3 separate regions of the Homo sapiens genome follow, and regions 2 and 3 are each linked to region 1. A link is a contact called in ENCODE Hi-C or POLR2A ChIA-PET data. All regions are on one chromosome and are shown on one strand. The core of a region is the stretch at or near the end of the contact, and the rest is flanking DNA. Distances in the headings are between cores, read along the strand shown.

What was found. A loop is a pair of places that touch in the nucleus more often than their neighbours do. ChIA-PET counts read pairs that join two places held with the same protein, here RNA polymerase II (POLR2A). Pooled maps may share reads with other maps.
Region 2: a map of endothelial cell of umbilical vein shows a loop between it and region 1 (12-fold over the local background). The contact joins the enhancer-like site here to the promoter of TMEM217B in region 1. A Hi-C loop is called at or near these places in 1 of 168 maps with a recorded cell type or tissue (endothelial cell of umbilical vein) and 8 of 50 pooled maps. POLR2A ChIA-PET finds 5 or more read pairs at or near these places in 8 of 52 experiments (GM12878, HepG2, MCF 10A and 4 more).
Region 3: a map of CD8-positive, alpha-beta T cell shows a loop between it and region 1 (6-fold over the local background). The contact joins the promoter of CCDC167 here to the promoter of TMEM217B in region 1. A Hi-C loop is called at or near these places in 1 of 168 maps with a recorded cell type or tissue (CD8-positive, alpha-beta T cell) and 9 of 50 pooled maps. POLR2A ChIA-PET finds 5 or more read pairs at or near these places in 2 of 52 experiments (H1 and activated T-cell).

What each region holds. Positions count from the first base shown.
Region 1 is chr6:37,256,775-37,259,474 of GRCh38, reverse strand. It overlaps TMEM217B (transmembrane protein 217B), which reads left to right and starts at 1,331. Exons shown (of 2, transcript NM_001395378.1): 1 at 1,331-1,907. TMEM217 (transmembrane protein 217) reads left to right here and starts at 1,331. Exons shown (of 3, transcript NM_001286401.2): 1 at 1,331-1,907. TBC1D22B (TBC1 domain family member 22B) reads right to left here and starts at 1,703. Exons shown (of 13, transcript NM_017772.4): 1 at 1,502-1,703. The coding sequence starts at 1,557. RefSeq lists enhancers at 701-1,336, 1,423-1,482, 1,583-1,642 and a silencer at 1,743-1,872.
Region 2 is chr6:37,028,052-37,030,751 of GRCh38, reverse strand. FGD2 (FYVE, RhoGEF and PH domain containing 2) reads right to left here. Exons shown (of 16, transcript NM_173558.4): 16 at 1,683-2,700. The coding sequence ends at 2,589. Among named protein-coding and RNA genes, the nearest start is that of FGD2, 24 kb to the right of the region's middle. RefSeq lists an enhancer at 1,030-1,109. Within about 2 kb of position 1,276, at least 5 of the 41 ENCODE cell types and tissues checked have a DNase peak (open chromatin) inside an H3K27ac peak, as active enhancers do.
Region 3 is chr6:37,498,587-37,501,286 of GRCh38, reverse strand. CCDC167 (coiled-coil domain containing 167) reads left to right here and starts at 1,394. Exons shown (of 4, transcript NM_138493.3): 1 at 1,394-1,465. The coding sequence starts at 1,424. RefSeq lists an enhancer at 1,202-1,401.

The DNA.
Region 1 (2,700 bases), core at 82-2,581:
TCTTCCTATTGATTATGATTATAATCTTAGGATGTCAAAATTTAATGATCTCACTACGGAAAACCCCAGAGAATAGCAGTTAGCACAACTAGAGAGCTCACTAGACCAGGAAGGAAAAGGAATCAGTTGGCAGGAAGTGTGCTTACCTAAAAACACAGAACATCTTTAACAGTAATATTAACACTGTTGAGTCCACAGCACTTTAATCTGAAGTTATCTTTGCATTCCTTTCTATTACTTTAATAAGTATTACTAAAAGCTGATTTCCACCCTATTCTCCATATGTCTACTAGAATCCTTAATAAAATAAGACTCTTGGTGGGGCATGGTGGCTAACGCCTGTAATCCCAACACTTTGGGAGGCCAAGGCAAGAGGATCACTTGAGGCCAGGAGTCAGAGACCAGCCCTGGCAACACAGTCAGACCTTGTCTCTATTTCATTTAAAAAAAAAAAAAAAATTAAGGCTCTTACCTAGCCACTACTGACCCTCATCTCTCTCTCGCTTAAAAAAAAAAAGTCACGAGTTCAAAAGATTATCCCAGAAGGAAAAAACCTGAATCCATTAGAAAAGGTAGCACAGGGGACACAACCAAACATGAATTTCATCACCAAGTAGACTGTAGCTGGCAGAAATCTTAAATTTACGACTGAAATACACACTCTTCCTTATACTTCTCAGGACTTTGCCCAAAATAAACTGAAACAGTAAACCAACAGTAGATTGATGGATGGATAATTTGCCAAAAGTCTCAACATACACCGAAAAGAGGGTGGGGGTAGTCTTAGGGGGTCTGCTCTCCAGTTAAACAACTGAAGAATGAACGAATTTAGTGCATTTGCACAAGAAGTGCATTACAATGCAGGGGAGGAAGAAGTCACTTGGGGTTGGACAAATCCTTAGAAAATGCCAAAGGAATAACCCTGATTCTGTGGTCGTCTTGTAATAATTCCTAGTGGGAAAGGGCCAACTCAAGATAAAGTAAGGTCAGGGTTGAGAATCGTCCTCACTTTTCCTGCCTAACCCTCTCGGCAGGCGGCCCCAAACTCCCACCGGAATCCTTCGGGTAAGTGCCGACCTCAGGGATCAAGGGAAGGGGCCATCCTCGAGCGACCAACCACCTGTGCGTGGTGGAGACCCCTGAGAGGGAGTCCTAATTAGAGTGGGAAGCAGCTCTGGGGAGGAACTTCCGAGACCAGGGCCGACACTGACTATTCACCCAACTCCACTCCCCTTTACGCCCAATCTTCGGCCACCTTCCCGCTGAGGTCACCCCTCCTGAAACCTCCGCCCCCAGACCCCGGTCTACACCCACATCCAGCCGTCCCCAAAGCTCGCTGTTCGCTTCGCTGCCTGACAGCTGCCCTGCCGCCACCAGGCAGTCCCAGCTTCCCCAAACCAGTCTTCTGGCCTCTGTGGCGCCCCAGGCCCGCGGGATTCAGGGATTAGGATCTGGAAGGGTTTGGTCCAATCCCCTATCCCTCTCAGCGTCCTGGGCTCACCTCCCCGGCAGCTTAGCGCTCCTCTTCCAAAACTGCTTGCTGTTCTCAGCGGCCATTGCTCTGGCCGGGGGAAGTCCTTGTAGGCGGGCCAAGGGTTTGCCCGGCGAGATGCCCCCAGACCCCGCAATCTGAGGGCCAACCCAGGCCGCTTCCCCGCCGCCGGTCACCCGCTCCCAGCTCCTGGGGACGCCATCTTGGATGTGGGCACCCCTCCACCCAGCACCGCTGCCATTGGTGAGCTGCGCAAGCCGTGGACGGGCCGACCAATTGGGAGCCGGAATCCTGCAGGCCGCTGAAGCCGACCGGTAACGTCAGGGGCTGGGCACACAGGTGGACGGGGAAGGCGGAGCTTGGACGAGCCGAGAGGCGGGGCTCAAAGTTCCTACCCGCGAGAGGGAAGAAGCAGGTAAGGTAAGGGACCTATGGGAAGGAAGAGGGGATTATCTTCTTCGTGAGGAATGAAGTTCCTTAGTCTAATATTTCTTGGCAAGAGAGAACATACTATGTATTTATATATAGGAATCTTTCACCTAAAAGTAAGGGCCCATGTGTTGGTTGTGGCCCATTTTTAACATCTCTCAATTCAATGACACTCTGGTTATTACCCTCCTTTCCTCATTCCGTTTACATGTCCATTCGTTTTTCTGAAGGAAGGTCAGCAGGGACCCGATAGCCCGGGATTGCTAACTGTTCAACACGTGAGCAACGGTTCATCAGAGTCTCCCTCTCCCTCTGTTTATTGAAAACGATTGAAGGACTTGTGCTGTGGGTTAAAAATTCAAATGATCTAATCCCTATGTCAATCCATAACTCTCACTTTCTGACTATGCTAACAGTGTATATAGGAAATGGTTTATGATAGCTGTCCAACTCAGATTACCAAATACCATTTCTTTGAAGGACACAGTATTGCTCCATCGTGTGAATCACAAAGTTAAGGATGTATCTCCTCCCGGCCCCACCAACATCCTTAATTTCCCTTGTTAATCTATTATAAATCTTGCACCCTTGAATTTATTTTCAATCTAATTTTCCCAGACAATGAGATTTAGTATTAGCATTTTGAATCCTTTGAATGTCTTGTCAGCGTTTTTTGCTGGTTTTGAGTTTCTGTGGTTGTATTCCGTGGTGATTTGGGGAAAGAGGGAAGGCGGGCACCAGTCCAGAGTGGTTTTTGTCCCTTCGAAGGACTGTTGAGG
Region 2 (2,700 bases), core at 27-2,526, 230 kb after region 1:
AATGGATGAATCTCAAATATATAATGCTGAGTAAAGGAAGCCAGGCTTAAAAAGCTATGGTTCCATTTAAATGACATCTGGAAAAGGCAAAATTATCAGTCAGAAACAGATCAATGGTTACCAGAGGCAAGGAGTAGGGGTGTGGGTTGACTACAAAGGGTGGCATGGGGACACTTATAGGGGGATTGTGGTGGTAGCTGTATGACTGTACTCTTCTGCCAAAACTTAGAAAATATACTAATAAGGGTGGATTTTACAGTCTGTAAATTACACCTCAGTAAACCTAACAATGACAGCACAAAGGTTGTGTGCCCTCGCTTCCCTCTCCTGACGGCTACCTCATTTTGCTCCACAGTGAAGCCACTCTCCATACTCCCACTCAGATTAAACCCCTGGAAAAGCTTAGGTATCAGTGCTGCAGAATCGACTCTGCTGTCACCGAGCCAGCTGCCTTCAGCATCATTGGCGAGTTTTAAAATGCTGATGCAGGCCAGGTGCAGTGGCTCATGCCTGTAATCCCAGTACTTTGGGAGGCTGAGATGGGTGGATCACCGGAGTTCAGGAGTTTGAGACCAGCCTGGCCAATATGGTGAAACCCCGTCTCTACTAAAAATACAAAAATTAGCCGGGCATGGTGGCGCACGCCTGTAATCCCAGCTACTTGGAAGGTTGAGGTAGGAGAATCACTTGAACCTGGGAGGCAGAGGTTGCAGTGAGCCAAGATGGCGTCACTGCACTCCAGCCTGGGTGACAGAGTGACAGACTCCATCTCAAAAATAAAAATAAAAATAAAAAATAAATAAAATGCTGATGCTGTCCGGGCATGGTGGCTCATGCCTATAATGCCAACACTTTAGGAGGCCAAGGCAGGAGGATTGCTTGAGCTCAGGAGTTTGAGGTCAGTCTGGGCAATATAGTGAGACCCCATCTCTACAAAAATTTTAAAAATTAGCTGGATGTGGTGGCGTGCACCTGTGCTTCTAGATACTCAGGAGGCTGAGGAAGGAGGATAGCTTAAACCCAGAAGGTCAAGGTTCCAGTGGGCTCTGATCACACCACTGCACTCCAGCCTGGATGACAGAGCAAAACCCTGTCTCAAATAAACAAACAAACACCCTACAGGAGGGAAGTGGCCTCAGGTTGGAGGCAGGCAAAGCTGCTGGGCCTGTGATGGGACAAAAACCTGTGACTCATCCATGCTTCCTCCTTTCAGGGCAGAGCCCAGCAATGGCTGGACCTGCTGAGAGCAGCTGAGGGTGTTCTGGCCACTGCTGGGGCCACTGCATGTGGCCTGCTGACCACTGCCACCCCCTGGTGGTCTCTTATGAAAAAGCATCCTCACCCACCAGCGAGGTGGGGATGAGGGGACAGGGATGCTCCTCCCGTCACCCTTCCTCCCACCATTCACCTTTCTCTCTTGTCTTCCCAGCTTCTTCACTCTCTTTCCCTCTCTTTTGCTTCTCCTCACTCTCCTCCCCTCTCTGCTTGTCTTATTGTTCTGCTCCATGATAGAAAGAGCTTTGACCTTAGTTCACCGGGTTAAAACCTGGCTCTGGCATCTACGAGCTACATGACCAATTGAGCCAATTACTAAACCTCTCTGAGTCGGTGTCTTCATCTGGAAATGGGGATAACTCTGGATGGTAAAATGACATAATCCACATAAAACACCTTGCACAGAGCCTGGTCCAATAGATGTTTATTATTATTATTACTACTATCATGACTGGCACTTGACAGGGGCTCAACCATTGGTTGTGGTAGTTTGCTCTCTTTATTCTTCATCCCAGGTAACCCAGGCTATATATTAGACTCCAGTGGGTACTCTTAAAAAATATGCATGCGCCAGGTATGGTGGCTCACGCCTGTAATCCCAGCACTTTGGGAGGTGGAGGTGGGAGCATCGCTTGAGGCTGGGAGTTTGAGACCAGCCTGAGTAACATGGTGAAATCCCATCTCTACAAAAAATAAAAAAATTAGCTTGGCACAGTGGCACACACCTATAATCCCAGCTACTTGGGAGGCTGAGGCGGGAGGATCACTGGAGCCCGGGAGAGCGAGGCTGTAGTGAGCCATGTTTGTGCACTCCAGCCTGGGAAACAGAGTAAGACTCTGTCTCAAAAAAAAAAAAAAAAAGACCCCATGCCTCCCCCAACTCAGCCCATTTAAATCGGTGGTGGTACTTCAGTACAGGCATTGTTTTTTACATTTTTAAAATTAATTTACTATGTGTTTTTCACCAGTACTCTTTAAAAGCTCCCCAGGAGATACAAATGAAAAACCATACTATGGTGACCACCAGTCCGGGGTTACCTGGGGCTTTCCCAGTTTTAGCACTGGAAGTCCCATGGCCCAGGAGCCCCCTCCCCGCAAGGCAAACTGAGACACTTGGTTGTCCCCTTTCTAGAAAGGAATGGACCCATATTTTCTAATCCCAGATCGGGACACGTGGCCTGGGCGCAGATGGCTGAATCAATTCTCTGAAAGCACCACTTGGGGCAGTGGGTCACTGAGGCCACAGGGTCAGTCTGTGGCAGGAGCTGGGTTCAGGGTGGGGAGAGGTGGGCAGGAGAGCGGCTGGCAGTGGCTCAGTCGGACAGGTCCCCATCGTTGGGCCAGCTGGGGCTCCAGCCACTGGCCGCCCGCTCCATGGCCTTCACCCAGCGGCCCTTCAGCTCCTCCGTCTCGGCCTTGAAGGTG
Region 3 (2,700 bases), core at 145-2,644, 240 kb before region 1:
TCTGTGTCTAGCTAAAGGATTGTAAATGCGCCAATCAGCACTCTGTAAAAACCCACCAATCAGCGCTCTGTGTCTAGCTAAAGGATTATAATGCACCAATAAGCACTCTGTGTCTACCTAGGGATTGTAAATGCACCAGTCAGTGCTCTGTAAAAACGCACCAATCAGCGCTCTGTGTCTAGCTAAAGGATTGTAAATGCACCAATCTGCACTCTGTAAAAATGCACCAATCAGCACTCTGTGTCTAGCTAAAGGACTGTAAATGCACCAATCAGCACTCTGTAAAATGGACCAGTCAGTGCTCTGTAACAGGGGACAAATAAGGGAATAAAAGCTGGCCATCCCCCAGTCAACAGTGGCAACCCACTCAGGTCCCCTTCCATGATGTGGGAGCTTTGTTCTTTTGCTCTTCACAATAAATCCTGCTGCTGCTCACTCTCTGGGTCCGTGCTACCTTTAAGAGCTGTAACACTCACCGTGAAGTCAGTGAGACCAAGAACCCACCTGAAGGAACCAACTCCAGACACAGGATTACAGGCCTGAGCCACCGTGCCCGACTTTGTTTTTTTTTAATTAAATAGGCAAGAATACAAAATAACAGAGTGCATTACAGGAGGTAAAGGTACTTACTGTGAAACTTTGGTTTTGGTTTCATGGGTAACTGGGCCATGGTATAAAATACATTTTTTTATCGTAGGGTCACAGTCAAAACATTTCAAAGGCCGTGGGTCTATGGTGTACAGTATAGTACGATTACAACAATGTAAAATACTGTGTGTGAGGCCAAGCCTGGGAGGAATAAACAGAAGCAAAGAGGAACTGATAAAGTTGGTAGAATAAAGGATGCTGCTTCTCAGTTATATGTTTTCTGTGATGTTTGTAGGTTGTTCTTACAATAAAACAAACCAAAAAAAAAAAAAAAAAGAAGTCAAGACACAAAGGAGAAATAACAATAGAGGGCCATTATCAGATTCCATTGGCCGAGAAGCTCAAGGCTCCAGCACCGGCCTTGAAGGATGGACAGACTTTGAATGGGGGGCGTGGCCTAAACAGGGACGGGGTTGTTGCTGAAACACAAAACACACTGAAAGAGAACATGGGGTTAAAAAAGGCTCTCAGTGATGCAAAGCGGCTTAAAACTGGGGAAGAAAGGGGCAGGTCTACTCCCGGGCTGTACATTCTGCCTCCCTGTACCGACTTTTCCACCCTCCACCCATCTAGGCTGAGGTCTCAAGCTAGAGGTTGCCCCTCATAAACATGTCCGCACCAAGCCGGCCGCGCCCCTCAACAAGATGGCGACGGCAGCAGCCCCACCTCCCGCTGACTCGGTGGCCAATGAGGGAGAAGCACGAAGACTTGAGCATGCGCACATAGCGACTTGGTGGGCGCGTCCAGTGATGACTGGGGGATCCCGGCAAGTAACATGACTAAAAAGAAGCGGGAGAATCTGGGCGTCGCTCTAGAGGTGAGGGGAAAAGTGGGGGTTGGGCCACCTCGTTAGTTGCCTTCTCCTGGCCGCGGGATAAGGGATAGGCTGGGCTATAGATAGGAGGAGGAGCCAAGCGTAGGATGAGAGGGCGACGCGGTTTGGGGAGAGGGACGGGAGGGGTGAGAAGGCCCACGGGGTTCCCGGAGGACAGGGAGCCCGAGGAGGTGCCGGATGGGCGAACCAGACTCTCTGGAGAGGGCATCTCCAGAGAGGAAGAGACATGGAAGTGAAGGGGAGCCCCAAAGACGGCCTGGCATAGAAGTGAGGGAACTCAAAGCGGGGGACACAGAACAAAAGGGATGGGTACAGAGGTGAGGGAGACCCCAGAGAAATAGGGACCTGTAGAATCTAAGGAGAACTCCCAAAGGGCTAGGACTCAAAGATGAGGGAGCCCATTCTGGTGTATATTATTAATGGTTTAAATATCCTCTAAAAGGGGAAATTTTTCCTCCGGAGTATGGAAGCTTGTACCTTCAAAATTACTTTGGGAATATGTAAAGAGAATTCTGGAATTGGTGATGTCACTGAATGGCTTAAAAATAATTTGCTGCATATAGAAGGGAAAGAAAACATACATACTGAGCAACCGCTATGTGCTACTTTCATTGCATTGTTAATCCTCACTGCAAGCCTGTGAGGTTTGTACAGATGAGGAAATTGAGGTTCCAGGTGGAACCCAGGCTGAGATGGTGGAAGTGGTGGAGCCTGGGAATCAAGCACAGGTGGTCTTCCTGGAAATTCATCTTGCTTCCCCTGTTTTCCTTCCCTTAGGGCATCCTCCCGGAGGTTGCAGGAGAGGTACAGGGTCATAGTCTTCTTCAGGCTTACTAGTGAGTTCAGTGATTCTCAAACTTTAGCATGCATAGAGTCACAGGGCTTGTTAAAAATGGAGAGTTGAACTCTTCCCACACCCCGAGTAATTCAGTAGGACTTTGATGTGCATTCTTAACAAGGAATCTGCTTTTTTTTTTTTAAGACAGAGTCTCGCTCTGTTGTCCAGGCTGAAGTGCAGTGGCGTGATCTCGGCTCACTGTAAACTCTGCCTTCTGGGTTCAAGCGATTCTCGTGCCTCAGCCTCCCGAGTAGCTGGGATTACAGGCACGTGCCACCATGCCTGGCTAATTTTTGTATTTTTGTAGAGACGGGGTTTCACCGTGTTGGCCAGGCTGGTCTTGAACTCTTGACCTCAAGTGATCTGCCCGCCCGCCTTA